Regions from separate parts of the Mus musculus genome. Here region 1 is linked to region 2. The links are chromatin loops, found by intact Hi-C in ENCODE. Cell type or tissue: heart. All regions are shown on one strand. Links, peaks and the distances in the headings refer to the core of each region. The heading gives the core; the rest is flanking DNA.

Region 1 (16,992 bases), core at 7,766-12,765, 120 kb after region 2:
CAGTACAGGGGAACTCCACGGCCAAAAAAATGGGAATGGGTGGGTAGGGAAGTGGGGGTGGGGAGGGTATGGGGGACTTTTGGGATAGCATTGGAAATGTAATTGAGGAAAATATGTAATAAAAAATATTAAAAATTAAAAAAAAAGAAATATAACAAGATATGATGATGACAATGATCCCTCTATTTGAAATATCATAGAATGAAAACTAGATTAATAAATTAAAAATAATTCCTTTTAGAGGTGAAAAAAGAAGAGAGAGCAGGCTGAGCAAGCCAGCGGAGGCAAGCCAGTAAAGAACATCCCTCCATGGCCTCTGCATCAGCTCCTGCTGTCTGACCTCCTTGAGTTCCAGTCCTGACTTCCTTTGGTGATGAACAGCAGTATGGAAGTGTAAGCCAAATAAACCCTTTTTTCCCCAACTTGCTTCTTGGTCATGATGTTTGTGCAGGAATAGAAACCCTGACTAAGACAGCATGGGATGTTTGATAACATTGCCCCTTTTCACTTCTCCATGAATCTTTATTCTTTGATTTTGACCGTGAAAGTCTCTTCAAAAGAGACAGGCCGTATGTGCTTCTTTCTCTTAAGCTTACGTGAAGTGGAAACAGCCGTCTTCTGGTCATAAGCCCAGGTGGTCCTTAAGGCTCCTCTTGCTTCTGTCTGTGCTACTGCTCTTTGACTGCATGGCTCGGCCAGTAAACCTTAGTTCCCAAGAGGGAATAAGAGACAAAAGAGATAGGGCTGTTCTTCTAGGTTCCATTTACATGTTCTGCCCCCGTTGACTTGCTTGCATAATTAAGCATAGCCAAGACCATAGAACTGATCCTAGATGCCACTCACCGAGCACCTCTCCCAACCATAAGAAGAATGAGTGAATTTGTGTGTTAACTTAGAATTTTTATGGCACTAGTTCATGGTTTAAAAACTAAGTCCTGGTTTCGCTACTTCTGATTATGTGACCTTGGACAAAATGCTTCCTTTGTGCTTGCTTCTCTAAAATGGAAATAGAACAATGCCTATATCAGAGAGCTTTTGTGATAATGCGAGTATAAACAATGCCTAGCACACAAACGTTAGGTGTTTTAGCTGCTACTAATATTACTTACTCTCTCACATGCCCACTCACTGGCAACATTGGCCAGACAGATAGGAGGGTGCCTAAGGACTGTCTGTACTGGGGATAGTGACGATCCTTGGGTCCATCCAGTGTGAACAAATAGGCTGAGAGGCCCATAAGAAGAAAGCAGCTAAGATTAGCAAGATGGATGTGGTGTAGGGAGCTTTTCCCAGGAGATGTGAAAATGGATTCCAGATGAAGATAGGAAGCAGGTTGGGCATAGAGACAAGAAGAATTCACTTTACTCGTTTTAGTTATTTCTATCACCACAGTTTCACCAGATTTAAAAAAAAAAAAAAAAAAAAACACAAGAGATGATTTTGGATACGGAGCACAGATCAAGGATTGCAATTTCATCTGCTTACCAGCTATTTTGTTTAGGGAGAGCTTTATTTGAATTCTTTGTAGAGTAAAAATAATAAATCATAAGGAATGTAATACATGATAATTTATATAATATGTGTAAAAAATAGTATGGTACCTGATATGTGTCAAGCAGGAATAGTTGCTAATACCGCTAAACACAAACCAAATGCATCAGCCTTGGTTTGCATAATGCTAAACAAGCCCCCACCTCTGGTTTTCCAAAGGGAAGAGGCTCAGAAGAAAACAGTGATATTTGATTGGGAAATCCCTTCTAGTGCATACTTTCAAAACCTGCAAATGACATGCAATGAAAAATGGGGACATTAACTGCCTCTAATCCCTTTGTCTTTTCTGACTGATTCTCTTCACTGATGCAGTGAAGAGTGAGCTGCCTTGTGCTGTCATTAGAGAATGCCAGGAAAGGCAGGGTTTTCAAGATTAGATTTGCAGGGAATTGCTCATTTCCCCATTATATTCTTAAGAAAGAAAGGAAGGGAGGGAGGCAAAAGGGAAAGGAGAGGGAAGGAGGAAGGAAGGAAGGAAGGAAGAGAGGGAGGGAGAATACACACACATACACACACACACACACTCTCTCTCACACACACACACAGAGAGAAACAGAGACAGAGAGAAACAGAGACAGAGAGAAACAGAGAGAGAGAGGCAGAGGCAGAGGCAGAGGCAGAGGCAGAGGCAGAGGCAGAGGCAGAGGCAGAGGCAGAGGAGGGCGATCCCAAATAGTTTTCAACTCAAAGGAAAAAGAGTAACAGTTTTTAGCAGAGAGAACACAGCCACCCCCGGTTTAAGTCAGCAAAGATCACAGGCTGATATAATGCTTTTTCCCATTTTCGTATTCATGACTGGCTGCAAACCACCGACAGCCTCCTCCTTGCCTAGAGGAAGAGGAAGATGTGTCATAATGGTCTGTCCTTACTGAGCATGAAAAGCACTGCCCTTTGTCACGTCTCATGCTAGCGTCCAGACACTAGGGAGGAGAAAGGGAATTCATGGTGCATGAATGGAGGAATTTACCCAGGGGAGGTGATGCAAAGAAAACGTATCATGTTCCAGGGAGTTAAAGAAACTGCCAGTTGTAATTGTAGATACATTTTCTGGATAAATTAAAACACGTTTGTCTTGGTATGTACATGTTTGAACCTGTGGAATACTGGAAGGGGGACAGGGCAGAGGGAGGTTTCAAATGAGGGAGCAGTGGGGTGGAACATGCCAGGGTGTTGTTGAATGTCAGGAAAGCAAAACTGTGTGCAGGATGAGATGTTCGGGTGCTTAGCGATTAGTTCATCAGAGGTGACAGGAAGCATCAGCAGGCGAGGCAGCTCAGCATGGCCAGAGAAATGCCACTGCACTTATGGTCCTCTGAAATAATTGGTTAATTCTCAGCCTGAAAAGTGGTTGTAAAGAGCTAGGAGTGTGCTGGGATCAGACAGCTCCAGCAGACCTGGCACACGGGAGCTTACTCCAGTGGCTTTTTAAAAGGAGAGACATGATCAATGGCTGTTTTTGAGAGAGCTTGATTTTAGGCAAATTTACTTTGCCATCATGAGTGCCATGCTATCAGAGAGACAAATTAATTTACCATGAGTGACTTCCTGGTCCCTTATGAATTACTTTCCAATTGTTTTTAATAGCATCTCTTTATCTCTCACACAAGAAAACACAGTTGACCTTTAACAGCCTCTTTTATAAATGAACCCAATCGCAGCCCAGCTTCTCCACTTTCAGATCTTTATCTTGTGGCACCTTGAATCCAAGCTCATTTGGATGCAGGTCCAGCTGTCTCTCTAATGGTATCTATCCATTAATTAAACACTGCGAGCTTAACAGCCTGCACAACAGCAGCTGTAAAGGATGAGAAGGCAGTTCTCTTTTAATCTACAAATATTTATTCTCTTTTGGGGGATTGGTGGGGAAAAGATTAAGTGTATAGGAGGATAACCAGCTTACAGAGAATATGTGTATTGTGGCGGAAGTTTCCTGTCCAGTCACATCAGGTGCAGTTAGTAAGCAGGAAGGCTGGCTCCTAATCCCCACAATCATAAATTATGAATGCCGGTTAAAGCAAGGCTCTTCCTCCATCTGGGCTAAGGAATGGGTCTTTGTTCTCTGAGTGCGTTAATAGATGCATGCAAATGAGTTTACAGGGAAGAGTGAGTATAACTCAAATAGAATTGGACTCTGATATTCATGGGAGCCTGTCGGCACAAGAGCCAGGTCATGACTTGTGGATTCTTATCCAGCCACAATGCATTATGGGGCTTCCTCCGGTCCGTTTACAATTTCTCTGGGTTCCGAGACTCATTCATCACTGAACTGTGTACAAACATCCCTGGAATATCAAAACAATATGCTGAAAGCTGGACACGGTTTTGGCTTTTAAAAACTCCCATTTGAATACAGAGGCAGTGTGTGTGTTGCTGAGTATTAGAAAAATACTGTCAAATACAATTAATAGAATAAAAGCTATCTCAACTATTTCAAAAGTGGGGCTGCATTGTAGTGTGTGGGTTTGAAATGCTTCTTTAGCTAGAAACAAATACGGTTGCATTTTAGAATACTCACATCTCAACAAATACCAGATAATATTGACTTTTCTATAATCTTCTAAAAAATGTCATTTATTGACCTTAAAGAAATGTGTCCCTTTCTTTGTGATCTGGCATATACTTTATGGATTGACTTGGCAAGAGTTGGCAGTTGTTCAGGAAAATATCTAGAAGTTATTTTGGGTTCTCCTGAAAGGAGAACACAGCATAAAAACTTGGTTGCAAGCAGCTTTTGAAAGGAGCGCCTACAAAGTAGATTCGAGGAAGGAAATAGGAAGACAGACAGGACCATAGGAGTGCTAAGAGGGCAAGGTAGTTTTCTAAAGTTACCACTGTAAGTCACAGAGGGCAACTCTGCCTGCCCCTGGAATTGTCCATCTGGGAGATAGGAATTTGGAGTATTTAAACACCAAATTCCTAGTCTAGTCTAGTGTTATGTAGGATAAGTTTATGCAGTATCTTGGCTGGAAGACTCAAAATCTTTCTGTCCATTTACAGTAAGAGGCAGGATCTTAGGCTATCCTGGGACGGTTAGGAGTAACAACCAGTGTGATAGATTTGACTGAAAAATTTCCCTAGTTTAAAAGTTATGCAATGCTGAATACAGTTGAATGTATTTGGGAATGTATTTGATTGGGCTTGGCAGGATCTAGAGTATCTAGGTTTGTGTGTGAGCGCTTTGGCCCCTGGACATTCGGTCGTATTGATTAGGTAGTTTAGGAGGGATGATCCATTCTACGGAAGGTGACACAGTTCTTTAGGCTTGGGTCCTGGACTGCATCCGAAAGAAGGAGCCGGTTCAGTGTAAGTCTCCATCATTCTTTTCCTTCCCGAATGCAGATACAACATGCCTGGTTCCTTAAGGTCCAGGCAAGTTCTGCTGCCAGAACTTCCCCACCATGATGGACTGTACGTTTGAACTGTGAGCTATAATGAAACCATTTTCCCTTGAATTGCTTTCAGCAGGGTAGTTTTATCATAGTTAACATGAAAAGTAAGCAAAACGGGTCTATTATAGCTCTTTATGTGTAGTATGCCTTTAGAAGTATGTACTAACTAACACCTCTATTTTATTTTCAAGACATTAGTTCATTGACTACTATCGATTGAGGAAAGTAACAGAAAAAAAAATGTTGCCTTTCAAGTTAGCAGATTTTGTAAAGCAAATGATTGTGGTGCTAGGGTACTTTGTACCTCTGTGGAGTGTGGGGTTAGGTGATGCAGGAAATGTCCAATTTACTAAAGATGGGAGGAAGGATTTGACAAAGAAGTGGTTGGTCTTTTTAAGGTGTTGAAGGAGGAGGGAAAGGGAAAAAGCATTTATACAAATGTAGTAGTGCAGAATTCTGAGACAAAAAGATTGCAACTTTTAATGGCATGCCATTGACATCAACTGCTATCAGCTCGGAAAAGGAAAGTCTTAGGAGAACTGAAAGTCATTCAGTGTGGTTGGAGAGTGGCTATGAATGGATACAGCCAAAGATGGCTGAAGAAGAAAGGTTCAATAATGGAGGTCATCTTCCCCAAAATAGGTACTGTCTTTCATCTTGATTTTACATAGAAAACACAGGGATGCAGCATGCTCAAATGTGTTCATGCTGCAGATCTGGAATATATAAAACTGATTAAAAAACAGTAACACTCATTTTGTTATTCCAGAAGGTGGCTATGGTTTAGTTAATGTAGTCTTTAATTGTACAGGTGTATGTGTGTGTGTATGTGTGTGTTCTTATGGGGTTTTGTAATTGTATTGAATATTAAATGTGTAAAATAAAAATAATTTGGGAGTCTGATAAGGCAGTAGGAGTGATAGCCCATAAGCTTCTCCTTCAGAGTGCTGATTAACTTGGGTAGAAGTAGACTTCTACAAAACAGAAAACAGGAGGGGTCCATGTAGAGATTGCTGTACCTGGTGGTGCAGTCTAGTGTCAACCTGGTCCTGTACAGAGTGACTGAACCAGGTACTGATGGGACTATTGGAAAGAGCATGTCCGTGTCCCTCCCATTACCAGTTGTGGTGCTTTGAATAAGTATGGAATCCATAGACTCATGTGTGAATGCTTGGCCCACAGAAGTGGCACTATTAGAAGATATGGCCTTGTTGGAGTAGGTGTGGCTTTGTTGGAGGAAGAGTGTTACCAGTCTCCTAGTACTCAAGCTCCGAGCAGTGTAGAAAACAGGAGATAATTTTTGCTGCCTTTGGATCAAGATGTAGAACTCTAGACTCCTCCAGCACCATATCTGCCTGCAGGCTGTCATGCTTCCTACCATTACTATAATGAACTGAGCCTCTGAAACTATAAGCCATTCCTAATTAAATATTTTCCTTCATAAGAGTTGCCTTGGTCATGGTGTTCCTTCACAGCAATAGAAATCTTAACTGAGTTACCAGTTCTTTAGAAATAGGGAAGATGATGAAACTGGTCCCATGTCTGTAGCATTCAAGCTCTAACAGCCGGGGCCAGCAGGGCAGCATCCTCAAGTCCATGCAGGTAGCATATTCAAAGGATGTACGTAGACTAAATCAGAGCGGAGCAGTAGCTGCCACAAGCTAACTCTATATACAAGTAACAATTCCAAATGTGAGCATTTTAGGACAATCCCCAGAGATACTCTCTAAAGACATAAGAATTAAGTTTTTAGGGAACTGCTGAAGTTTGAAGTAGTTGCAGTCAGTACCATCGAAATTACCATTCTCATGGATCTCGTGGACCTTATGTGTTTCTACATAAGGGTAAGGCCCATAATGATAATATAAGCAAGAGTGTGCCTGACTGAGCCCTGTGGGTCCATGCTCTAGGTCCATGCTCTAGTTCTTTACTGGAAAAGCTCTCTTGCTTGTGTGTATCATGCATGACAGTCCTAACTTGCCTTCACATCCTACTAGATATGGAGTATTTTGGTGGGTTACACCATGGAGGCGAGAAGCCCTTTCCTTACATATGATAGGTAATCATGCTGCGAGCCAGTCCTATCGCTCTTGTCTACCCTTTTTCTGGCTGGCTTATCTCAAGAAGGTATTGATCAGAACTAGGGGGAGAGGCTGTATATTCAACCCTACTGCCAAAGAGGAGAAGATTTATCTCAGTACAAGTAATGGAAGGTGGCAGGAAGAGGGAAAATATGGCCAGAGATCAGCTACATTCAACGAGACAGTGATGTCTGGAGGAGTCTGTGACAAAAAGAAGACAAATCAGACAGGTCAGATTGTCACTCTGAAGAGCCCGGCCAGCAGCACCTGCGGGTGATGTATGATGCTGCAGGCTGCTGAGAGCTACCTTCCCAACCTGGGCTGCGTGGGCCTCTCATGAAGAAACAGATTTATTGTACTGTCGCTGGTGCATCACTGAGCTGAGCTGTGAGGGATTGTGGGTAATAAGTTCTCCCCCACCCGCCACCCCAGCCCCGTTGAAGCCAATAACCTGCCTTCTTTATCTCAGTAAGCAGAAGACATAGAGACAAAGAGAAATTGAACTCAGACTCAGATTGCTTATCACCTCATCCTTCTGTGTCCATAGAGTATTCGGTGAACACTGCGGGGGGGGGGGGCAGAATAAAAATAACCCAAGTAGTCATATACATACTCCTAATTTTTACAAAATTTATATCAGTATTTATGATTTTTAATAATATGAGATAATAATAAAATATTTCTGACATTTCTTTTCTTTCTTTTTTCTTTTTTGTCAATAACATATACCTTAGGAGGACGCTTGTTGGAGATGAACAGGAAGGTGTTCACATATACTATGGTTGGTAACATCAGTACCACGTTTTGAGGAGAGTTTAAAAACTGTATAATTTAATTTGTACACTCCTCTTTGATTGTGTGGTTTTACACTAGGGAATTTTCCTCTTCTCATATACTTGTATAAATGAGCAAAGAGAGACGGAGACGGAGTTATCCAACTGGAAGTAAAACTTCGAAACAGCCTAAATGAAATTTGTTTAAATTAGACTTTACAGCAAACTGTTAGTCAATGAAAAAAAATAAATTGGAAAAGGCAAGCTTTAGAACAATTTGTATTGTGTGGAATCTGTGTGTGTGTGTATGTGTGTGTGTGTACTTGGAACATTTTTGGCATGGAATAAAAACATGGAGCTGTAGAGGGAGGAGCTTGATACTTTTGTAAGAAGGAACAATACATCAACAACAGTTTCATTCATGTAAAAGTTAAACACATGCAAGGCAAAGGGCCAGTGGGAGTATAGCCATCAGGAATCTCCTAACACAGACTGATGATGTGCTAAGTGGCTGGCCATATTCAAGAACATCTTTGCTACCCTCTATTACCCTTACAAAGTATAACATCTCCCTTCCTTCTAGTTATGGTCTATGTATGACTTCTGCAATTGGTAAATGTGCCAAGAAATGGGGGGCAGGAAAGCTTGGGAGCTGGCTCAGTGGGTAAAGCGCCTGCAAATGTGAACAACAGAGTTCAAATCCCCAGTACTCATGTGAGCGCTCTGTGGATGGGACGGCTGCCAGCACGTGGGAAGTAGCCACAGGAATCCTGGAGTAAGTGTCAAGCTACTACAGCAGGAATGTATGAGCTTGGGTTCAGCAAGAGACTCTATCTCAACGAATGAAAGAGGAAAATGATAAGCAAAGATTCTTGATATCAACTTCAGGCCTCTACACAGATATGCGCGCACACACACAAAAACACATATGTATGTATATATACACATACATGTGCAAAAATAAAAAGGAATTGAAGTATTGAAGTAAAAAGTAAGTGGTGTGGCTATGTGGAACAGTCATAAAATACCTAGAGATGCTAGGCACAGTACTTATTGACAACCATCAACCACAGGGAACAAATCACTTAACTTCAACTGCCCTTCCTGGTTGTTTGGGCAAGAAGCTATTACAATGCTAGTGTGAGAAACTTAACTGTATTTAAGTCACTTCTATTCTTAAGAAGTAAGACTTGGGGTGCTTCTTGCTCTCCTTTGTATCTAAGACATCACTCATAGTATGAAAAACCAGGAGATCTAGAACATGTGGGAAATAGATGTTCAGTTCTTGGAAAATATGGGAGTTGAGAAGCCACCATATTCTGAGACCACGCCTCTGTTAATGAGGCCTCTACATAACTGCTATTGTGAGCTTTTGTTGATTGAAGACCACTTTATAAAATGGGTCATATTCCTGCTTCACTGGTATTTTAGGGCACGATCTTCAACTCAGGCTATGCTAGATACTGGAGATATGATGATGGAAGAATATGTTTTCATAGAGTTTGCAATCTATCCAGGAAAATAAATACATGACTAAGGAGTTATGATGGAGCTTATAATTGTAGCACAGCAAAAAGGAACAGGTTCCAGTAACCAGGAGCACACACTGACATTCTGGACTGGGAAACACTCTGATGTGTTAATGAAGCTGAAGATATCTACCATATAGACCCCATCCTCAGTGTTTACCAAGATGGTTTATACGGTGTTGTAAACTCAGAATGTAATGACACTTTGTTCTTAGAATAAAGTGAAGCCCTGAAGAATCTTGTGAATTCATTTAATAAATACCTCCCATTTTCCTTTCTGAGAGGCCTTTTGTTTCTGCATTTAACACCATCATAAACATATCTGTGCCCTCTTGAATATTTTTTTAATTAGCTAATTGAGGAAAAATGTCTTTGAATACTGAACAAGAAACAATGGATTCAGATCACCTAGAAAATGTATTAGGGAATATTGAGGCAAATATTAGCAGCTCTCAGTGAACACACAGGAGCTTTTGATGCCAGGAGAGCCCTCCTTCTCTTGCTATAGTCTATACTTCAATCCAATCTTACCTTAGCTTAAATAATTCATATGGAGAACAATAGGCCTGCCCATGTTAATGATGCATCAAAAAGAAAATGGCTTGGGGTGGAAAGATGGCTCAGTGGTTAAGAGCACTGGCTGCTCTTGCAGAAAACCCAGACTTGGTTCCCAGTACACACATAGTGACTCACAACAATCCGTGACTCTATTTCATGAGCTCCAATGTTTTCTTCTGTCCTTTGTGGGCATCAGGAGGGTATGTGGTGCATAAACATAGATAAAAGCAAAATGCTCATACACGTGAAAAATAAAAATTATGAATAAATAAACCGAGGAGGAAGAATACATAATAAAAATGCATCATGAAATTCACAAATAGTTAATAAAATATTAATTTACAAAGCAAATAGATACAGTAGGTACGCAGAACAGAATATGCACATGTGATTCTCCATTTGCTCTTCTTTGAATGTGTATCAGTTGCTTTTCTCATTGTTTAAATCAGGAACAGGACAGGAAGCATCTAAAGTGAGGATGGACTCGGTCTGACTTACAGTTTGAAGGTATGGTCCACCGTGGTGGGGAAGTATTTGAGACTGTGAGCCGCACAGGGCTGTGGCTGCGGAAACATGGTGGGGTGTTACATCTCTACAGGAAACGAAGCTGGGCAGGACAGGAAGACAGGGACCACTATAAACCTCAAGCCACTCCTCCAGCTAGCCCCACCTCTCAGAGACTCTGAAACCTCCCAGTAGAGTACCACCAGCTGGGTTTCAGTATTCAAACACATGAATTAACAAAAGCAGGCTGTCTGCTTTAATGCATCCCATTCAGGTTCTCTTTCATCGCACAGTAAGAGGCGAGCGGAGGGAAGGCAATAGGTAGTCCTAGTCCAATAAAACAAAATAAAATTATAAAATAAAGAGCACAAATGTTCTGTGTCAATTTTGTTTGATAGCCCAGTGTCTTCAGAATGAGAGCTCTGCAGTTTCCAGAGGGCTGTAGACTAGAATTAGTCTCTCGCCATCTGCTGGATTGAGACCGGCTTTGCAGTGCTTCGGTTCCGTGGTGAGGAAAGGATTATAGGACACATTTAATGTCTTTCCTGCTGCCGGCCAGAGATAGAGTACGCCCTTGTTTCTCAACTTGTAGTCGTTTCCTGTGAGTGCAGTGTCTCTTCCCCTTTGTCTTTACTGCTACAAAGTCAGACTCAAATGAAAATTCCATTTATGTTTCGAACCTGACGTGTATAAAACATGGCCTCTACAGACAAATGATATTCAGGGAGATGATGGTGCTTTGGGCTTGAGCTTCACCCTCAAGCTTGTTTAGATGACTGTGTTCAGCCAGGGGGCAAAATGTGCTCAAAAATCCAAACTACTGATCTTGTTTTGTCTTGTCTTTTTTTTTTTTAACTCCTCTTTGCTTTTTCTTTTCTTTTCTTCTCTTCTCCTCTCCTCTCCTCTCCTCTCCTCTCCTCTCCTCTCCTCTCCTCTCCTCTCCTCTCCTCTCCTCTCCTCTCCTCTCCTCTTTTCTTTTTTTCCTTGCAAACATCTTGTAGATAAAACCTTGTGTTCTCGCAAGGTTTATTCTCACAAATGCACTGTATGTGATCTGAGAAAGAAGATATCTCAGTAAAGAAGTGGACTAGCCGAACAAGGGACACTTATATTATCAGGTTTATGGGAAAATCAAATATATATATATATAACTTTTGAGAGATAATTAGGCTGTTTTTAAAATCAAATAATTGTTTGTTCACAGGGTGGGATGAAGTTGAAGACCACTTCCTCGTGGTACATAGACGGAGGTAGGGTCAGTGCTGTTTTAGGGAAGGGAATATTGAGTATGAGGAGATGGTGCTCAGGGATGAGAGACTTCATGGGCTTTAGACTTGGAGGCGCAGGCACATTTACATGACAAACAAATGTTGCCAGTAGTTTTTGTTTGTTTGTTTAATTGATTGATTGGTTTTTAAAAGATAGTGGCCTTCTACGTTTGAAGCCCAGATTCCAACCCAGCATTTATCTGCCCCAGCCTCCCAGGAAGCTGTGCTGCAGAAGCCTGGGGTAGCCTCCCTCAGCCTTGAAGCAGGCTGGTCCAGACTTTGATCTTGCTGCCACTAAGAAGGAGATTACTTAGGGTAGAGCCTTCTGACCTTGATGGCTCTATTTGCTCTTCTCCAAGACTCTGCTTCCCGCTGAAAGGTCCTTGAGATGTTCCAGAGACACACCCTGTAGATCGCCTACGGGCTGGCTCCAGGCACCAAGAATGGGCTGGCGGGGGATGGGCCTACCTTCTTTATAAGCAAGGACTCTCAGTAAACCTCAGGGTCTTTGAACAGCAAGGTTTGTCTTGGCCACGTTCTTTTCTCGCTGTCTGATCAGGGGAACCCAGTTTCATGTGGCTGCAGGCGGCTACAGCCTGGTGCCCTGCTCAGTTGGCTAGAATGATTTCTATGCTAAAGACTTGCTACCAAGGTCACTTTTCACTTTGTTTCCCCTTTCCTACCCTAGCTCTCACTAACCCAGCAGGCACTTTCTATGTAACCCAGGCTAGCCTCAAATTCATGGCAATGCTCCTATATAGTGTCCTAAGCCTGGGGGCAGGAACAACAATACCTTAGCCCTTTGTCAGTTTGTGGAAATGCCCACTGTACTTCCTACTAGACATGCAGGTTCCACAGAGACAAGTTATGAACAGACATGGATTTGAGGCAAGAATTTGTGGGGTCTTTTGGAAAACACCAAGTCAGACAGCAGGCTATCAATTCATTCTCTGATGGAGGTCAGAGGTCAGCTGGAAAGGCAGCTTGAGAGAGTGTAGGTCTAGAGTCTGGGGACCTAAGAACTGACAGCTTGCTGCAATTTTGTTATGTAAGACCAGTTATTCAAGAACAGATCAGTTAAATCTCACATTTCCTTCTTGTCTGTCACTGGGGTTAGCCACTCTCACAGATGTAGATGACAAGAGGAAGGCAGCTGTAACGGAATACAGTGTTATATCTTGGGAAAACTTCTGTTTTTGCCCATTTTCAGTTAACTTCGGTACTGGGTCACATTAGAGATGTCATCCCAACACCTCATCATGTTATATAACTTGATCGAGAAGAGAGTGAGTTGTACGAGACTTGGGATAGAAGTAGAAAATATATGTTTGAACAACTATGGGTGAAAACTCTGAAATGAGACAATTTCTAAAGGTCACTTATTATTAGAACAACCCTTAACATGTTTGGGAGAGTAATAGAAAGGGCATATGAGCAAATGAAGGGTAAGGAAGTAAATTCTATCTTTGCTAATAGCTGCCACTTGTATCATTGTATGTACATCCATGATGCCTTAGAAGGATATTCCTTTGTGCCAATAAATGGCAGGAATAGAACAGTTTCTTCTCTTAGCAGACATGATCCATTGTGCAGTCAGTGTTTGTGAATGCTACTCCTCTGTGAATGCCAATGAACTAAAGAAATCCCATCTAAATCACCAGCCCCTGTGACATGCACATTATAACATTGGTGCACATCATCTCCAAAAGCAGAAGAGAATATGTTGACAAGCTATGCTCAGATGAGAATCTATTCATGGCTTCTTGTCATGAGGCAAGGAGAGGGCACAAGAGTAGAAACAGATTCTTGGACAAGTCCAGTGGGATAATTGGACCACCGCCAGTCTGTGATCTTCTAGAAAGCTGTCCTCTGGGGACAATTGCCAACAATATGAATTTGACAATAATTTATTCTACTTTTTAAAAATTTTTATGTATTTTTTTTAACTCAAGTGTGTGTGTGTGTGTGTGTGTATTTCTACCACGATATATGTGTAGTGGTCAGAGAAACTTTTGGAGGGATTGGTTCTCTTCTACTGTGTGGGTCTTGGAGAATGAACTCAGGCTCTTAGCCTTCCTACCAAGTACCTTCACCCAATGAGACATCTCACAGGACTGATTTATTCAAACTCTTAAGTCCTACAAAGAAGCAGACCCTCAGCTGAATTATGTTTGGAGAACATAGTCGAATAAGAATCTGAAACCTCTCCTGTCCCAGCCACCGTCATCCACGGTCGCAGCCGGACTTCACTCCTCAGCTTGGCAAAAATGCCTACAGAGACTGAGAGATGCATCGACTGACTCCCTGATTGCTGTTTTCCAAAAGTACAGAGGGAAGGATGGAAACAGCTCTAAACTCTCCAAGGCTGAATTCATTTCCTTCATGAACACGGAGCTGGCCGCCTACACGAAGAACCAAGATGACCCCAGTGTTCTTGACCACAGGATGAAGAAGCTAGACCTCAACAGCGATGGGCAGCTAGACTTCCAAGACTTTCTCAGCCCTATTAGTGGTGTAGCTATAGTGTGCCATGAGTCCTTCCTCCGAACTTCCCAGAAGTCTATCTAATCCTTTCAGTTCCCTTCCAGCCACCAAGTCATCACTTCCCCTGACCCCATCCATACCTGCACTGAGTCCAGCACACCTACCACAACATGCAGCCCACTCCTGCTGGCGAAAATAAAACAATGCCATTTTTTAATGTAAAAAAAAATTATCTGAAACCATCTCCATACCAATATTTATGGCTGGATAGAGATCAGCATTCCAAAGGGAGATTTGCTACACATTTTAAAGCACAAATGGGGACAACTACCACACCACAAAGCTAAACAACCTCTAAAATTTTGAAGACAATGTGCTTCAGTATGACTTTTCACTACGATGAGAAAATTGCTAATAACAAAACAAACAAACAAACAAAAAAAACAAAAGCCAAAACCCCAAAACCTCTCTATAGTTTGTCCATCCCATTCTTCCTTATATCATCTCTTCTGTTAAGACTGGTCAGTGCTAATAGCTGCTTGCATCTTTGGAAGCCTGCTCTTATATATGCTGCGATGACCTGGAGACTTGGCTATTAGTTTCCTTGAGGAGGTAATGGGTCTGTGTCCACCCCACCTCTGGGCACAGACTCCTGGGGAGGAGGAAGGTGGGGAGTTTGTCTGCACTAATGCCATGGTGCTGCAGGGGAGGGCTGGGCTATAGGGAAGTGCCTGAGGTGGGAAAGCACTGTCTGAGATGTGGGAAAGCTGGAGATGGTTCAGAGGTGCTCTGGCCTGTGACAAGGCTGAGGCCCTGGGGTTCTTAGACTCTTGGGGCCTGAGGTCTGAGGACAGCATCTAGCCCAGGGCCAGGGGAAGAGAGAGCTCTGGCTTGTCCTAGCTGTGATTATTCTTTTTTTGTCAGAGGCAGGCTGGTAGTGCAGAGAGGCCTTCAATAGGAGAATTAAGCTGAGGCTCTGTAGGTGAATGTCTTCTCCTTTGCCCTTCACTGGGGATCTTGATGAAAGAGACAGTCCAAGGTTCTAAACTGTTTATTGACTGTTCATGGTGGAAAATGAATGCATATGTATACCTGAGATTAAATACCTTTTGGAGGAATGTCTGGGAAGTGAAGCTTATTGGATAAACCCTTATTGGGCCTCTAGGTATCTCATTAGCATAAAAAACTCTGTTCTGGGCCTACTTGGCAACAGGTCACGTTTCATTATGGGAGGAGTGTGACAAGTGTTCCAGGCCAGGAATATGGTAGGGAGTGAGGAGTCTCCACAGGCTCAGGTGTGTGCCCATTGAGTCACCAGGTCTCAACCTTCTCTACTTAACCAAGCTTCCTGGCATGGTTTTACTGTTCAACAGGAAGTTACCTCAGAAAACCTGTTTCTTCACAGTTGTGAAGAGCAGCAATTTCTAAAACCACAGTCTTCATCTTTGGCTTTATCAAAATAGGCCTATGTTTCCATGTAGTAACCAAACAAATCCCCAGAAGTGTCTTTTCTTTAATTTATTTTATTTTCTTCTCTGGTACATGAATCACCTATCCTTAACCAAGCTCAAAGGATCTACCTGCTTATGTGTGGGCATGTCCATCACTCCCATTTTCATAACCACTTAGTGTATGCTTTAGAGCCCCTGTGGCTGCTATTGCTAACAAGAGTTCAGCTGTATGAGCATAAGTTTGTCTTCAAAGTATTTAGAAAGGTGACTATGAAGGGCTTGGATATGATGAATTGTAAAACCATCATTTGGAAAAAGAAAGGAACAGGTTAAGTTAAAGTGATGGATAAGTATGTTTAATTGAGCTTTGGCATATTGGAAAATCAGAATCCTTTAACACATAGTTCAGTTGGTAGATGCCTTGAGTTATGGGAATTTAGAACCAGGACACGATGCTTAAGGATTAGGATTCTTCTTCCGATGCCTCTGGAAACTTGCTATCCTGAAGAGGAGACAGATTTAGACCTATCAAGACTCTGGTCATGATTTGGGAATAATTACCATTATTGCCCCCAAATGAGGGATAAAGGACTATGAAAATGTAATAGTAATTCTGAGCAGAGTAATTGGGACAGGCTTTGTGGAGTAGGTGGCATTGGAACAAGGTTTTGAAAAATTAGGGAATAAGAATTAAAGCTGACGGAGCAGCGTGCTTGCAATATTCAGGTCAGAGATAATGCAGGGCTCAACGAGGCCACAGGGAACGGAAAGAATCAAAATTCCATCCAGGGAATACCTCATAATTTTACGGTGTTGGCGTGGGGTCTCTGTGATTAGACTTTTAATCTTATTTGGGAGGAAATCAAAAGCCACTCCTGGGTGCTAGGAATGGCAAAGACTGGATCAAAAGCATAATTTAGGCAATTGTATTTAAATTCGTAACTAGTAGTTCTGGTATCAATCTGTGAAGGTCTACAGATGATGTGGAATGAATTTTCTGATCCCTAATGGTTCTGTGAGAAGGTATGGCTTCAGATAACTGCACGACATTTATTTTGAACATTTGTTTCCTTCAGATTTCTTAATTGATTGTCTGATAATTGTTCTCCTCACTCCATGGTGCCAGGTATAAGCACTGGTGGTTGTTCTTATTCACTGATAATGTTCCCTGTGTTGCAGTGAGTTGGCCTATGAATATTTTTTTGAAGATCTTTATTGAGTTTCCCTTACTGTGTTGAGAGAACAGCGGCAAGACTAGCTGCTTTGCTGATACACAATCATTAATTCCGCTCCCATTGCTGAGTCTCTGTGGCTCTTGTTTTGTAAATTGCCTCTTTGCTACTTTAGATTTAATTTGGTCCATCTCTTTTCAATACAGTCTTTGTGATCACGATTCCTAAAATA
Region 2 (16,992 bases), core at 7,997-12,996:
GGAATTATACTTAAAATCAGAAGATAAGAGATCTATAACCTTAATTTTTCATAAAAATTTATTCAGGCAATGCTCAGAGTGTGACCAGGCAGGGAGCAGCGACATGGAAGCAGAGATGGCCATGGAAACCTTACCAGATGGAACAAAACGATCAAGGAGACAGATTAAGGAGCCAGTGAAGTTTGTGCCACAGGATGTCCCACCAGAACCCAAGAAGATTCCAATAAGAAACACGGTATTTATTCTTCATTTATTGGTCTCAGTGACATCCCAATGTAAAAACTTTACGCAGATAAAAGGTTTATAGCATAAACATACACTTTGAAGTCAATCAAGTGTTCATATTGCTCTTAAGTATTTCTATGAAATCAGTTTTCTATGTTATATAGCGTATTATATTTAACTGAAAATCTAGTTTGTAGGTTCAGGTAAAAGCCTAATACTGATCACCAGCCTAATCAATGCTCCACTAAAACACACAACATTCCTGAAGCCTCCCTCAGCAAGTTTACCTGTCGAGGTTGCCTTTCATCTCTGCTTTATCTCAGTCCTAACCTTTCCCTTTGTGTTGCAAACCTGTGTGCTGTGTGCTCGTGAACAGCATTTCCTTTGTCAAGTTTGAGTCTTTGTGAATTGAGGAGCCAAACTCTTTCTCTTTGGTCACCTGAAAAAAAAAATTTTTATTTACATTTCAAATGTTATTCCGTTTCCTGGTTTCCCATCTACAAATCCCTGACCACATGTCTCTTCCCCCTGCTTCTATGAGGGTGCTCCCCTATGTATCTACCTGTCTGTTTCTCCCAAGTGCAAGATTACAGGCGTATGCCACCGCCACACCTGGTCTGAGCTCCTTCCCCTTTGATGCTATTCTGTGTTACCAAAATGTTGTTTTCCCCAGTGCCCTCTGAATAGTGTTTGTTAGACATTACTGTGATGGTTTCACTGAGAATAGCCCCGGTGTGCTCATATGTTTAAATACATGGTCCTCAGTTGGTAGAACTATTTGGGAACGATTAAGAGGTGTGGTCTTGCTGTGTCATAGGATGTAAGGAGGACAGGCTTTGAAGTTTCAAATACCTTGGCTTTTATGTTTTTTTTTCTCTTCAAACTATTCATTTTGTATTTCTTTTTGCCCATTTTCTGTTTTTTATTGTAGACCTGCCTAAGAGTGATTACTGATAGTCATGTGACACCTCAATACTAGTCTGTCCTTAAATCTCTTCTGCCAAAGAACTTAGACCATTACTCTTCAATTTAGCCAGGCAGTTTCTAAGGACAAGAGCAGAAGGCACTCTCAGTGTTCCTCTCTCCCTCCTGTTTGGCTGTTTTGAGAAGTGAGGTCTCAGCAATGAGACGTGCTAGAGTCATGGATATCAGCTATGGAGAGCTACAAACAGGAAGCAAACCAGCCCAAGAGAGAGATTTATCTTACAGGCAGCCAGCATAGAAGAGGAGAGCCAGCTGAGCCCTCCGACATTGGACAAAGGAACTGCACGACTTGAAGTTTGCTCTTCTGGGTACCAGTCTTTCTTGGGGCCAATCCTTCCTCACTGTGGCCTTGTAACTCCCTCTTGGCATGACCGAGCATATTCTGCACCATTATACGTTGGAAACTTACAGTTTGTATTTTGATTTTTATAGAAAGTTACAGTTAAGAGAATGCCTTAAGCTGTAGGAAAGAATTTGGACTATGGGCTTTTAACCAGTGTTGTGGCTCAGGAAGTGTCAGGACCCATTTGCTGCTTTTTTGAAGCAGAGGAAAAAAAAAAAGAAAGAAAAATTCTGCCTCCCAGGCAGGACAGGGCCTGTTGGCAGATTTCCTGGCCTGCTGAGGCATAGAGGGATAAGAGGAGCTGCAGGCTCAAGGCTCGGGGCTGACGATTCTATTGACCTTGGTGGAAGGAACAGAGACGTTTCTGGAATGCGAACAAATGTCTGTGTACATTTTACCAAAATTGTTTCTGTTAGCTTGTGGTTTTGCTTCCCATGATACTATAGTATAAGAAAGCTATGAGAAATACACTTGCTGCTAGTATGGTATTAACCAAGCAGACCTCCCATAACTTCGTCTTGCATGTTCTATCTTTCCTGTAATCATCCTCACTCCCCCTCAGAGGACTGTTTGACTTCCCCACAGGCTGAACCAGTTCAAGGAATACCATGGGGACTTTCAAAGTTGGACAGAGTGCATTTTTTGTTTGTTTTATGATATAGCCATGAGACTATGTGGGTCTAAGAATGGAATGTAGTAGTTATGAATAAGATGTTCCTCATAAGTCTTGGGCATTTGAGTACTGTATTTCTAGTCAGTGAATGTTTGAGAAGGCTAAGGAGGTGTGGCCATGGCAGATGAGGCATGTCACTTGGGCCGGTAGAGGTTCCTGTTATCCATAGTGAAATATTGTCAAAGTTAAGAGAATGTTTCAATGTTAACTTTGAAAAAGCTGATATTAACGAAGAAAAGAAGGGGACTGGAGAGTTAGCTAAGTGGTCAGGAGTGCTAGCTGCTCTTGCAGAGGACCTTGGTTTAATTCCCAAGACCTATATGGTTGCTTCAAACTCAATCTCATGGCTCTTGGGCCTGTTCTTTTATTCTATTATGCTGACTTTCCAAGCAGAAGTACTGGTAATGATTCTAGATACTTCTTCATGCTTAGACCATATATGCTTGTAGCAGCTTAATCACTACCACATTCTGCTAGTTCAGCAAATGGGTCATTCAGTGGCACAGGAGGAGTAGCTCGGTATGTGGATATCAAGAATGTTGTCTTTTTTTGAAAGGAGCTTTGTTGAACATTAAAGAAATTGTCAGTTAATATCTTACCATGAAATACCAAGCCAATACCTTGATTGTGGATATCTCAGCCTGAAAAGCACTAGAGAGTGGATAAGATATAGGGGTAAAAGCAAGTTTGGAAAAACTCCTAGGAAGTAGTAAGTGCTTGCTTAGCACAGGAGGGGTCCCCTAGACAGTGGCTTCCCGATTCCCGGACATTCTGCTGTTTTTCTTGCTTTCTGGGATGATGATATTCTTACCCATACTTCCAAGCTGTGCTTATTATGTAAGACATTAAGTGATTAAGTAAATTGCTGGTGGTTTTATATACATGTATGTGTACAGCAGTGGCTTGAAGGTTTACTGTGTGCCTAGAAGTCATCTTTATTGTACATCAAAGTGGTGAACCTAGAAGGTTATTTAGCTCTTTTGCCTTTCTGGAGATCCAGATGGATCTTTATCACCCTTTCCATGTAATAATTAGTGAAGTTTCTCATTCCTCATTCCTTTATAATAATTAATAGAAAGGATAAGTGAATAAAAAACTAAATAACTCTGGTATCTTGTCATGGATAATATGTTTATTTTAGGCCTGTCGATGTCCTCTTCTCTTTAGTGATAGAAGCTTTACAAAGGGATTCCTCTCATTAGACAAGTTGGCAAGGAAAGCCTAATTTATTTCAGTTCAATTAGGTAATATTTAACCTCAAAGTGGAGAGATACATGATAGGAATGAAAATTAATTCAACTACTATGAAATCCGGTGTCAGAGTAGCTGAAAACCTAAAGCTCTCACACAATCAGCTCTTCTGCTTACAGTGCTTTTTGTTGTGGTTGTTCTCAGATTGGCTGGTGGAAGGATATGAAAGCCACAATACAGCAAATTAACTCATTACATTTTGAGGATATACATTCATCCAGTTGATTTTTACAATTCTTTTTAACCTTTAAACTTGAGGGAAAAGATTTTCAAGGTTGCTTGTACATGAGTTTCTCTAGATTGTAATCCTAATTAACTTTAAATGAGTATTTGAGAGAAAGTACTTCTAATTTAGAATGTGCAGTGAAATTTGTTATAACGTTTTGATACTAAATTTATACCCAAAGTAACTATCATTATGTCTGCTCTAAAGACTTTTACCTATATAAATTTGATAGTTATATTTTTAAGAATCTTGCCTATTTAAGTCATATAAATATTATTTTAAGATGTAAATACGATTTTTATTATCAAATAGTCACTGTTGAACTTCCCTTTTAACTTCTGTGACAGGGTTTCCCATAGCCCAGGCTGCGCTCAAACTTATTATGTAGGCAAGAAATCGAACTTTTTGAGTATCCTGCTTTAAGTCTCAAGTTCTGGGATTACCGATGTGTACCACTGCTTACTGCTTAAAGGTAGTGGAATTTGGGGAATGAAGGCTAGTAATGAGGTGGACTATAAAGTCTCATGTAATACCCAACTTTGTTTATGTTTATTTAGAACATCAGACAGTCTGTACATCAACCCCTCAAATCCCATGCTTTAACAGTGACTTTCTTTTTTCCCTCTTGACATCTCCCAAACTGGTGCAACTATTGCTCTGATTTCTTTTTCAAATACTTGAAGTTTTTGTCACAAGTCTTTTACTTGTTTGTTTAGAGTTACTCCAAGATATATTATTTGAGTCTATTGTGAAAGGTGTTATTTCTTTATATAGTAGGGCTACTGAATTTTTTTTTTTTTTTGAGTTAACCTTGTATTAAACTACTTTGCTGAAAGTGTTTATTGGCTTTAGGAGTTCCCAGCTATCACTTTTACAGTCACTTATATATACTAACATATCATCTGAAAATAATGATACTTTGACTTCTTTCTTTCCGATTTGTATCTCCTTGATCTCCTTTAGTTGTCTAACTGATCTAGCTAAGACTTCAGGCACTCTTGAATAGATTTGGACAGAGTGGACAAAGCTTGTCTTGTTTCCAATTATAGTGGAATTGCTTTGAGTTTCTCTCCATTTAATTTGATGTTGTCTATAGGCTTGCTGCAAGTTGCCATTATTATGTGGAGGTTTGTATCCCTAATTGCTCCAGGACTTTTATTATGAAGGAGTGTTGAACTTGGTCAAAGGCCTTTCCTGCATCTACTGCAATGTTCATGTGATTTTACTCATAACAAATATGTACTACAAAATAGCAGGAACAGGAGTCAACAGTCTTTGGTCATTGATATTTCTCAATATCAGTGGTCTCCATTCACCAATAAAATGAGACAGACTAACTGAATGGGTATGGAAACAGGATCCATCTTTCTGCTGCATCTAAAAACACACCTCAACATTCAAATAGACTCTACCACGGAGCAAGATATACCAAAATATAATAAGATACACCTGAATAGCAATCTGGTATAGCTATTCAATATCTAACCAAAGAGACTTCAAAGTAAAACTAATCAAAAGATTTGGGGAAGAAACATTTCATACTTATCAAAAAAAAAAAAAATCCATGAAGATGACATTTCAGTTCTTAACATCTCTGCCTCAAACACAAGGGTATCCAAGTTTGTAAAAGAAACATTACTACAGCTTAAATCACATATAGACCCTTACATCCTGATAGTAGTAGTCTTCAATACCCTTTTCTCATCAATAGATAGGTCATCCAGACAAAAACTTGACAGAGAAGGTAACAGATATTATACCCCAGTCGGACCTAAGGCTAGTTACAGAATATTTTACTCAAACCTAAAAGAATATACCTTCTGCTCTATTTATATTCCTAAACTGATGACTTGCAGTATGTAATTGTAAATTATCAGTGAAACACTGTTGCAAGTATTCTCTATTTTTATGTGAGTTAATAGAGTCAAACCTAGTATGACATTATGAAGTTGAGAAAATGACTGAATAATGAAGTTCTAGAAAGGACAATGTCAGGGATGACGAAATATTTTCAAGGGACTCTTTCTGTCTTTATTAAAATGAAGTGCTTTTAAATACTTACTAATCTAATGAATGAATAAACACTTATGACACAAGGTTTTTTCCTTTATATTTATGTTTAAATGATTTCTGTTAATGGACAATAGGGTAAAATGGATCTTTTTAATTAATGTTCAGATAATAAAGAAAATAACAATAATCAGAATTCTCTTATAATAGAACATGCTATTTTTCTTTGGTCCCACTGATGCCTTGCAAATGGTCACCAGTGTTGCTTGAAGAGTTTTGTGCACAGGACAGAGACTCAATTAAATGGGTTGATAATCCCATTAAATGGGGATATATCTTATTGGTCAATCTCTAGCCCAGCTTGTTCAAGACCCCAGATTCAATCCAAGCACCCTAAAAATAATTACAAATAGTATATAAACAAACAAAATAGTCTGATTTTCCCCCAAATTGTCTATGAAATAAGCACAATTAAATCTAAATTCAATTGACTTGAGTGTGTTCCTGCCCATTTTGTCTGCATTTCTAAGGCAGTACCCATGTTTCTTCTCTCAGCTTGTCTTAGATGTGTGTTTATTGCTGTGATGAAGACACTGTGACCACGGCCAGGTTAGGAAGGAAAGGGTTTATCTCACCTCACAGTTCCATAGCACAGTCAGTCACTGAGGGAAATCAAGGTAGCAGCGTGCAGTCAGGAGCTAATGCAGAGATAATGCAGAGCGAGGCCGTGGGGAAGGTCTGCTTACTGGCTTGCTCCTCATGGCTTCATTAGACTGTTTTATGTAGCAGGCTGAGCTACAGCCCACACCAATCATCAATAAAGACAATGGGCCAGTCTCATCCATATATGGTAGGTGCAATTCTTTTCTATTTTACATTCTTTCTTTCCAAATGCCTGGTTTGTGTTCAGTCAATATGAAAGTAGTACCACACAAATACTCAACCAATTTAAGTTACTCAGCTAATGATTCTGGTAGCACCTATGTAGCTGTGTTCACAGGTTTTGTTTTGTTTTTTACATTCCTTCCTTATCAATGTTGAGCTTGCGGATTTCACTCTTACTGAAATGGTGCAAAATCTATTTGTTTTTAAAAATTGCTTAACAAGTTTTATTATATCAGTTTTTAAAGGGATGCATCATTTGTACCATATTAAAGATATTAAAATATGACTTAGATTTAGGAGGAATCTTGTTAGTTAAACTTTAGGTGTAACTTTAAAAGCTCTGTATAACATGAGTGTTTATTTTCATATTTCACCCCACTGGTCTCAGAAGTAGTTACTGTTATAGTTTCGAGCTTGGTAGACTCAAATGTTGAGACTTGGTTCCAGTCTCTTGTTCCTGCTTATATTTTATGGGTGATGCTGTAGAGCTCCTGTGAAGACAGCCTGGCCTTGCTGCTGAGAGCCGTAATGGTGCCATTCTCTCTGCACTGTTTTTGTGTGGAGAGAATCTTCTTCCTTTTAGGCCTAGAAATTACATTTGAAGCAAATAAATGAGAGTCTTCATGTCTCTTTTGAAGTTACTTTAAAAATCATATTTACTTTTGGGTATACTTTCTAATAACTTTAATGTAGCTTGAAAGCTTCCTGATTTTGTTTTTCATTTCTTTATACTGTATGCATCTGGTGACTTTTCATCTTTTACACAAGTGCCAGAGGGCTTTCGGGGACCTGTCCCTTTCTCGTCGTGCATTCCCTCATGCATCAGTTTTACTTTCTTTGAAGTCCTGTAATTTTTATTTCCCATGACTCATAAATTTTGGGATTTTTTAAAAGATGTATTTGTTGACATAGTAAATACAGTAGTCACAGTACATTTTCACAGTCTTTACTGAATCCTTCTTTCTTGTAGAGAACACTGCTTCTTTTAGGTCATTGTTTTGGAGAAGGAATTAACAAATTTAATGTGTTTCCTTCTCTTCTTACATATTAATTTATTAAGGCAAGGGGCAAGCCATAGTTTGCATTTGTTTTATTAATATTGAAAAGTTTATTAAAGCCAGTATACAAATTAATGGGTCTTATCACTCCATTTTATATGTGTTGTTGTTAAAATTGCTACCGCTCCAGTGGTAGTCTTTAATTGAGAGGTAATGACATATTCTATCTAATTTACACATGTACAAGTTAGTCATAGCAGTTTTAAGATTGCAGTGTTGACAATCTGAAAAATGTTTATTGATGAATATTTTTTAATGTAAGCTTAGGAAAATGCCTATTAAAACAACTATAATGAAAATTAAATTCATGATATTTGGGACCGTTCAAATTTTTCTGATATGTGGCTTATCATATTTTTTAAGTAAAAAATGACAGACAGAGGCAAGTGATCTAAGTGGCTGATAAAATTGTTCATAACTAGATAAATTATAGTTACTTGCCTACCCCCTCCCCACATTGAGGGTTATAAAAGCCTTGGAGCATTTTATGCAAATGATTGTGGAACTTTAATGGGGAATTTGAGTATTTTCCCTTTAATATTCTTTACCATTCTGAAGCCTTATTGAAATGGCCTATCTATGAAAGTTAAGGTACGATGAGTACCAAAAAAGCGAAAAAATAGTTTAAACTTTTGCCAAATCTTGAGTGTTTGTATTGCACAGTGTAGTGCAATTGTGTATTAGTTGTAAATGAACTATTTATATTTATTTTATCAAAACAAAATTTCTGAAACATTGGATGGAATAAACAGTGTGTCATAGTGACTTATACTCCCCATCTGCAGATAATTCCCAATAGAACATTTTTTGACAATTATTTTTTATTGGTTATTTTATTTATATACATTTCAAATGTTATTCCCCTTCTCTGTTTTTCCTTCACAAGCCCTCTATCCCATCTCCCCTTCCGCCTGTTTCTATGAGAGAGCTTATCCACCCACCTACCTACTCCTGCCTCACTGCCCTAGGATTCCACTACACTGGGACATCGAGCCTTCATAGGACCAAGGGCCTCCCCTCCCATTGACAACAGATAAGGCCGTCCTCTGCTACATATATGGCTGGAGCCATGGGTCCCACCATGTGTACTCCTTGGTTGGTGGTTTAGTCCCTGGGAGCTCTGGGGGACTGCTTGGTATTGTTGTTCTTCCTGTGCTGTTGCAAGTCCCTGCAGCTTCTTCAGTCCTTCCCCAACTCCTCCGTTGTGGTCAGAAAAAATGTTAATATAAATGCATTAGTGTTGTTGTAAATCTTAAGTTTCCTTGTCTTGAATGACTTTAATTGGATTTTGGTTAGCAGTGAAAAATCACAGAGTATGACATTTGTGCATTTTGGTATTAATTAGCAAGGGACTAGCTAATCTGAAAAACTGACAATTACAACATTGATTCATTTATATTAGAAAATAGTCCTAGTGAGGATTATTTGACACCACTCTCATTTTGATATAAATGTTTTCTTGTTGTTGTTGTTGTTGTAGTTGTTGTTGTTGTTGTTTTGTTCTTTATCTCAGCTACTAGAATAAAACCTAAGTGGCAGCTTGTGTCTTATCTAGTCTGTAGAGCAGTGGCCTGCAGATGGGGATTGTAAGTCTTCAGCAGCGTGCTATGTGAGCTAGAGAGTTTAACCATACTGGCTGTAAACACCATTATCTTATTTCCTTTAAACATGTGGATGCCTTCTTTCAAATGATATACAAATACAATCCAAATGTAGGATATAAACTTTTTTACTAAATTATTTTAGCTAATCTTAATAATTTGAGAATTTAAGTCTTTGCCTTCTACCGTTTTTTGTGGTTACTTAGGGATTTTTTTTTTTTTTTTTGGTATTGCACAAGCATACATACATAGGTACATGTGTGGGAAAACAATAGATATGATATGATTCCAGTTTCAGTGTTTTAGTTGTAGAAGCGATTGGTGGTAAGACCAGAAAAATTACTCTGAGTAAATCATTTCATGTAAGTATGAAATGCTGAAGAAAGTCTTGGAATATTAGTTCTTTACTATCAAATACGTGTGTATTTATATAAAAAAGGTAGTATATTAAATGACATAATTTTAGCAATGTGCATTGGAACAATACAACATTAATTACAAACACCAGTTTTCCAACATAAGATCTAAAACATAACAAAGAAAATTTATATTTATCATGATGAAGCTTAAGAATTTTTATGGGTTTTCTTTCCAGAGAACCAGAGGACGAAAGCGAAGCTTTGTTCCTGAGGAAGAAAAACATGAGGTTTGAATAAGTTAAATTCTTTTTTCATAGTCTGAACTTAGGGAAACTTTCTTGCTTTGAGTTATTTCCATTCCATTCTTCCTATTCAGATTTGTTTTGTTTACTTATTTTTTTGTATGGCAGGAAAGAGTTCCTAGGGAAAGGAGGCAGAGGCAGTCTGTGTTACAGAAGAAGCCCAAGGCTGAGGACTTAAGAACTGAGTGTTCAACTTGCAAAGGAACTGGAGATAATGAGAATCTTGTCAGGTAAATTGAATGTGGAGACCTTGTCCTTAGGGGGTCAAAGCCAAACAAATGCCCATCATTTTATTTTTTAACGACAGATAAAGTAAAAACAACTACAGAAGAAATCCTTTATAAAATGCTATTTAGTGAGAATGCTACTTTGGAAATACATTTTCTCCACTTATTAATGTGCTAGACATGCTTATGTTCTAAATTGAGATATAAATAACAGTGAGTATGGATCTTGAGCAAGAGAATTCATTTTCTCTTGAGAATAAATTGGTAATGCTTTATGTAGAGATTCTGCCGAAATATTTGTTCTGAGTACCTTGTACTGAGATTATTATGTTTATCTCTAGACCACAGTTTCTAAAGACCCTTCGCATATCATAAAAGTTGAAGTTTACTCACATTGGTGATTATAGAGTACGATTGGCAACAACTTTCATAGCACTTCCTCATTGCTTTCCAAAATGAATGTGTTAAATGCTTCTCTGTTATGAAATAAAGAAAGGTGAAAAGATGGCCTAGATAGAGTTTATTTTTTGTTTGGTTTCCTTCTTTGTTTGTTTTGTTTCGTACTTTTAAAATTTTTTAAGTCAAACATGATACCTTCCAGGAACCTCAGCTGACGCTGCTCAGTGGCTACTCCTCAAGCTTCAAAGACTTTGTATCTCTGGCTAAAAGAAGAAACTACTCAAAGTGATCGGGGGAGGCGGGCATGGATGGAAAGCAAAAGGTGCTCATTTAAAAGAGTGTCTAGTCTTTCAGGGTCCACTGACACACAGTGTGGAACAGTGTGACACACAGTGTGGAAGGGAGTTTTTTCTGAGTTCTTTTAGAAATGATGTTTAATAAATCTATAGTCAATTAACTGGGGACAAAGAAAGTAAACATTTCAAAAGGAATAAAAAAATGATAAAACACATATTTGTATTGTATGATTTAAAACATTTACTATTAAAATGGCGTCATGTATGTCAGTCACTAAGAATATAACTTCTGTTTGTGTTACTTCATAAAAGGCATTGAGTTGTAAAGTTAATAGGTTTGTTTTTTTGAGAAGATTAGGAGGAAGTAAAAATTCTAGTGAAGAAATAAAAGGATAAGAACTGCTCTATAGATTAAGTCCTATCACAAGTTAAATTTCTTTCAACTTTGAGAATTACCCCTGAATAGTTGTCTTCCCATTATGATTTTTGAAGACTGTCAGTGGTGATATCAGAAGCATAAGTATGACTTAGTTGTATTCATAAAACTATGACTTTTTTTTAAATGATAGCCGCATATAATTAACAAAACTCAATGAAAGGAAATTCTCTTGAGCTGGAGATACGGTTGGGGAGCTTGATGAATTTGAAATTACCCAAGTTTTCATGCTGCTGACCCTCCCTTAACTATGGGAATCTCTATAGAACATTATCTTCTGGATCATTTACGTTAGGATATATAGATTTTTACTGGGTTGTATTATTTTTTGGATATATTTGATATTAGAAATGAATACAGTTTTTATTTCAAGAAGATTATTTTTTTCTAGGGTATTTTCAAACGATTATATTTCAGTTATCTTTCAAAAAATAGGTTTCATCTTCTAGAATTGTTAAGATTTTTTTGAGATTATTACCCTTCTTATCTATTTCATGGCTTTCTATTAGAACACTTATTCCTACTAACATTATTAGAATAAATAGCATCTAGAATTTTGTCAGTTTTTGGAAGGTGACAATATTTGCTACTCTAGAATTGATAATACAGAAAGCTAGCTTCTTTCTCTGTTTGCCTTATTAAGACAGAGGAGCATAAACCATCTGTAAAACTTTGAAAGGAATTTATATGTACACAATTGAATGTTTCCATTAATATTTGCTAGGTTAAAATTGGATATGAGGTAATATCACAAGTGTTTTGTTTTAATATTTATTTTTTTTATATGAGTACACTGTCTCTGTCTTCACACACACCAGAAGAGGGCATCAGATGACATTACAGATGGTTGTGAGCCACCATGTGGTGGCTGGGAATTGACCCTCTCTGAGAGCAGTCAGTGCTCTTAACCACGGAGCCATCTCTCCAGGCCCACAAGTGTTTTTTAGTTGTAACGTTATCTTTTTTTTTTTTTTAAATATGTTCAGTTTAGACACCACTGTTCTTGGATTTAAATTTTTTATATAAAATTTTGTTTGCTTAGTAAAATTAATTTTATACTTAATATTTGTCGGTTTGTCTGGCATCTCATTTATTTTGGAATTGGCACCATTATTTGAAAAGTCCTTTCTCCAAAGTCATATTTTTATGGTTGTTTTGTACCTTTATCATGCATGCATAGTATTTTATCTCTGATTTTAATATACCTAATTTATTAGTCACAGATACTTATTCATTTACTTAATTAATTTGCAATCTTAGGGACTAAACCCATGATTTCATGATGATCTCTTAAATATGACTTTTTTTTCTTGTAAAGATACATTTTAAGGGCAGGGAGATAGCTAAGTCAGCAGGTTACTTACTATACTAACACAAAGAAACTAAGTTACATTCCCAGTATTCACAAAGAAGCTGTGTGTGTAAGATTTTGAGTATAATCCCTTTGCTGTAGAGGAAGAGACAAGAAGATCTTGAGGCCCATTGACCTGCTGCTATGGCTTTATCAGGGAACCTCTGATCTCAATGAGAAACATTGCCTCAAGTAAATGCCATTATGTATTTTTGGAAATGATTAAATTAATTTCACCAAATGAGAGAGAAATAGGATTATCAAGGTTATAAAAATATTTAATTTGCCTTTAATATAACCTTGAGGAATTTTTAAAAACAGTACTTCCATTTTCCCATCTTTTATTATGTTTTTTATTAGATATTTTCTTTATTTACATTTTAAATGTTATTTTTAAACTTAAACATTACCTGATAAATTGCCCTCTAGAGAAAGTACCCAAGGAGCTAAAGGGGTCTGCAACCCTATAGGTGGAACAACATTATGAACTAACCAGTACCCCCGGAGCTCATGTCTAGCTGCATATGTAGCAGAAGATGGCCTAGTCAGCCATCATTGGAAAGAGAGGTCCATTGGTCTTGTAAACTTTATATGCCTCAGTACAGGGAAACGCCAGGGCCAAGAAGTAAGAGTGGGTGGGTAGGGGAGTGGGTGGGGGAGCATGTGGGGGACTTTTGGGATAGCATTGGAAATGTAAATGAAGACAATACCTAATTAAAAAAAACACAGTTAAAAAGCTAAAGGACTACTTGAGACCTGTTAAATTGTGATATCTCTCTGTGAACATATTTGCTTTGATAATAATGTTCTATATTTAGATTGCCCACTTGCTGATGCCGTTTCCTTTTTTCCACCTATTATCCTCAGAAATACTTGATAAATGAATCACAGGCACTTAATAAACTCCATAGAAGCATTGGCTCTTTTTTATTTAATAAAAATATTATGATTAAATTTAATCTACGAACATCCTCAGAAATACTTGATAAATGAATCACAGACACTTAATAAACTCCATAGAAGCATTGGCTCTTTTTTATTTAATAAAAATATTATGATAAAATTTAATCTATGAGCAAATCAGGTCACTGAATATAAGAACATGTATCTAGTAGGTGTGTTTTAAAAGTTTAAAATGAGAATTGCTTTTTGGTACAATTAGAATGCATGCACACTTATGTGTATATGTGTATTAGGTAAGGAAGGAAACTTGGTATACCTATAAAAGAGTAGACATGGAAGAATTTTTCTCTTTCAAAGTATTTGATTCTTTAAAAGTTGAATTTTAGAGATAAGCAGTGCTTTCATCTCCATGAGCTTTTTACTCTGCTATTAAAGTGAGAGCAAGACTGAACTGTAAGCCTCATAGTTTATATTAACCAGGTAAACACAGTGTGACACCCTTTCCTCCTGTGTGAGACACACACCAGGAAAGAGTCTAGAAAATTCTTATCTGTGAATTTTCTTAAGCTGATGCCTTTTATTTTATTTTGTATATAGCTGTTAGAAGCATGCAGATAGGAAGTAATCTGTGAAGCTATTTCAGTTTTATCGCTAATTCTACACTATTAATTGCATGCTGGAATCTCATCTGAGTATATGGTGAGTTTATATAGATACTGATCCATTTTGGATATAAGGTTAGCTTGATGCCTAAGTAATGCTATCAGCATTTTGATTTTTTTTTCACATTTTAAATGTCTGACTTCCTAATGTTTTTTCCTAAACTAAATTTGATTGCATCATTAAACTACTAGGGATACCAGCAAGAATTCATGTATAATAGATTTTATTTCAAGTATTAGTCTCTAATGAGTCTGAGTATTTAGATTTTTAATTAACTTTTTTGTTTGTTTGTTTTAGCCAGTGTGTAGGGTTGTAAATTTCCTGGATCATAATTGAGTTTTTCTCTATGAGATTTGATTGGACTGATAGTGAACCTAAATTTGACTGTCATTTTGTTAACTATTTTCAAAGATATTTTTTTCCTGTTCTACTACCTCTTGAGCTATAATCCTGGCCCTATAAACATGGTCATTATTTTCATGTTACTGAATATCACTAAAAATAGATTACTTAAGTTACTTTAAAAATATTCTTTTTTTTTTAAGGAAAGATAGAATTAAATTTCATAGAATTCTTACACTGTTTTGTTTATAGAATTTCTTCATTATTGGCTTTTTATAAACTTCTCATATCAAAATTGCTATTTTTATTGAATGACTATTGTATGCATTGTGCTAGTGACTGAGCAAGGTCTAGCTCACACTAGGTAAATGCCCCTCCCATCTTTCTTCTTTGCTGTTTACAGTCTCACTAAATTGCCTTCTTTTGTGTTTTAACAAATTATTTTAATACTTTGACAACATACTTAGTGTTCCTAATTCTCATGGTAGATTGAATATAAAAGGCAAAGCAGAAGTGCTATAGCTACATATCTTTGATGTATTTATTTCCTATAATACATATCCTGAAACTACCTTTTAATTTTAACAGGGTTCATATCAAAGCAGAAGAAAAAAAAGCAGTATTCCAAATCTAGACTGAATCATAAGGGATTGCTTATATTTAAATGAAGGTTTATACTTATGACCGCATAGTAACTTTATGTTCTGAATTTTTAACATTTTGGTGATGTGGTGGGAATGAGTTTGAGACAGGGTTGTCTAGGCTGGCCTGGAAGTGTAGACTAGACAGGCCTTAAATATACAGTGATTCTTTTGCCTCTACTTCCTGTGTGGTGAAACTGACAATTGTGTGGTTTATTTTTAAAACAATTTTAAACCACAGTTTTAATAGTCAACTTTCCTGTTGCTTTATAATTTAAGTTTAGTAGCGTCTTCGAATGGAAGCTGGTCCTCCAGCTGCTCTGTCTCCGATTATTCTAGGACAATACAAACAAATCCGTAAATATCACCTGTTCCCTTGATGAGTAATACAAACAAATCCGTAAATATCACCTGTTCCCTTGATGAGTAAGCAAGTGTCCTGTTTAAACACCTCTGTTGAGCTGTAATTTTCATCCCTTAAGTTTTCACTCCCTTCAATTTGTTATTTTTTTTTTGAAACTATATCTTTTACTATGTAGCTGTACCTGGCTTTTAGTAAAACCTGAGGGTTTTTTCTACATTTTAGGAGGCAATTTTGTGTAATAAACTATTTATAATCACTGTTGGCTTGAACCCTTTGTAATTTGTGAACTTTGCCTTCATCTCTTCTTAGTTTAATTTTACTATTAAAACTTATGGACAATAATGCCTGCTATTTAGGTTGTCTGGAATGATAAATGTGATGATGCAATGCCAGATTAGGTAATGATAAACATTCCCCGTGTACTAATTAGAAAACATGTAATTTTTCATCTCATTCTATGTGTTCATCTTAAATTATTTTGCTACCTAGCAAGGCAGGCAATGTTATTACTACTGAGATGGTTTTGGTGAGAAAAGTCACAGAGTCAAGTTACTTCCCAAGTTGTATAACTAAAAAGTAATGAATTCAGGCTTGTACCATCTCACTCAAATTCCACAATGTTTGATATTCTATGTTTTAGTTCCCTGCTGCTTAAAACTTGTGTGTGAATTCCACACATGTGGCAGAAGCCATTAATCCTAATATTTGTGGGTCAGGGCTAGGAGAATAATTGTTAGAGACCAGTCTGAGTTACTAGTCCCATAGTGAAACTCTTCCCCCTCCCCCATAAATAAATAAATAAATAAATAAATAAATAAATAAATAAATAAGTAAAGCTTTGTAACAAATTTGTGTACAGGCTAGTTGGTGGGACTCATTCCATGGCCCATGTTCTTTTTGGTTTTTTTTTTTTTTTTTTTAATGTTTTTGTTTTGTTTTTGATGACTTTTTGGCCTTCGTTTTTTAAGGTTGAATGCTACAACCTTATTCTGTTAAGCAAGCTATTTCTTAAAATTAATATTTACTAAAATATTTTATTCTTTTAAACTTTATAAGTCACTGTGTTATTTTTTGGTTTTACTTTATAGTGAATAAGAATTATAACACTAATTATGGAGAGGGAATTTTGTCCAAGCTTCTCTGGGATATTTAAAGTTTGAGAAGGTGATTTTAGATAACTTATTACTTATCAACATTTTCATAGTCAATGAGTATAATTACATTGTACTTATATATATAAATATTACATGCACACATACTTAGTTTACTTATATAACACAAATTTAATGGCACGTAATTTATTAAAGTTGCCATTTAGGTAAAGTTGTGCTATGCACACTTCTACTCTTTTAATCCTTAGTAATATTAATTTTGTTCCTCTCTTAAAAATAGTATTCTGTGGTTCTTCTGCCTTAGAAAAAGTGCATCACTGCTCAAGGTTAAAGAAACATAA

The links. Hi-C counts contacts between places; a loop is a spot of excess contacts. Peaks named below come from ENCODE experiments on the same cell type or tissue, not always from the same donor. Only the 100,000 strongest peaks of a DNase experiment are listed, where the experiment ranks them.
Region 1: a loop joins it to region 2, with 2.2 times the contacts of the local background. A loop is called at or near these places in 3 of 42 quality-filtered maps.

Annotation. Positions count from the first base shown.
Region 1 is chr6:12,114,706-12,131,697 of GRCm38, forward strand. It overlaps the pseudogene Gm32222. Among named protein-coding and RNA genes, the nearest start is that of Gm35961, 44 kb to the right of the region's middle. In heart, for the core only: a CTCF peak has its summit at 10,858 (motif pointing left); no DNase peak of the experiment used is centred there; H3K4me3 peaks cover 511 bases.
Region 2 is chr6:11,996,960-12,013,951 of GRCm38, forward strand. It overlaps Phf14 (PHD finger protein 14), which reads left to right. Exons shown (of 18, transcript NM_001168382.2): 14 at 67-235; 15 at 9,852-9,902; 16 at 10,026-10,147. Among named protein-coding and RNA genes, the nearest start is that of Phf14, 80 kb to the left of the region's middle. In heart, for the core only: no CTCF peak of the experiment used is centred there; no DNase peak of the experiment used is centred there.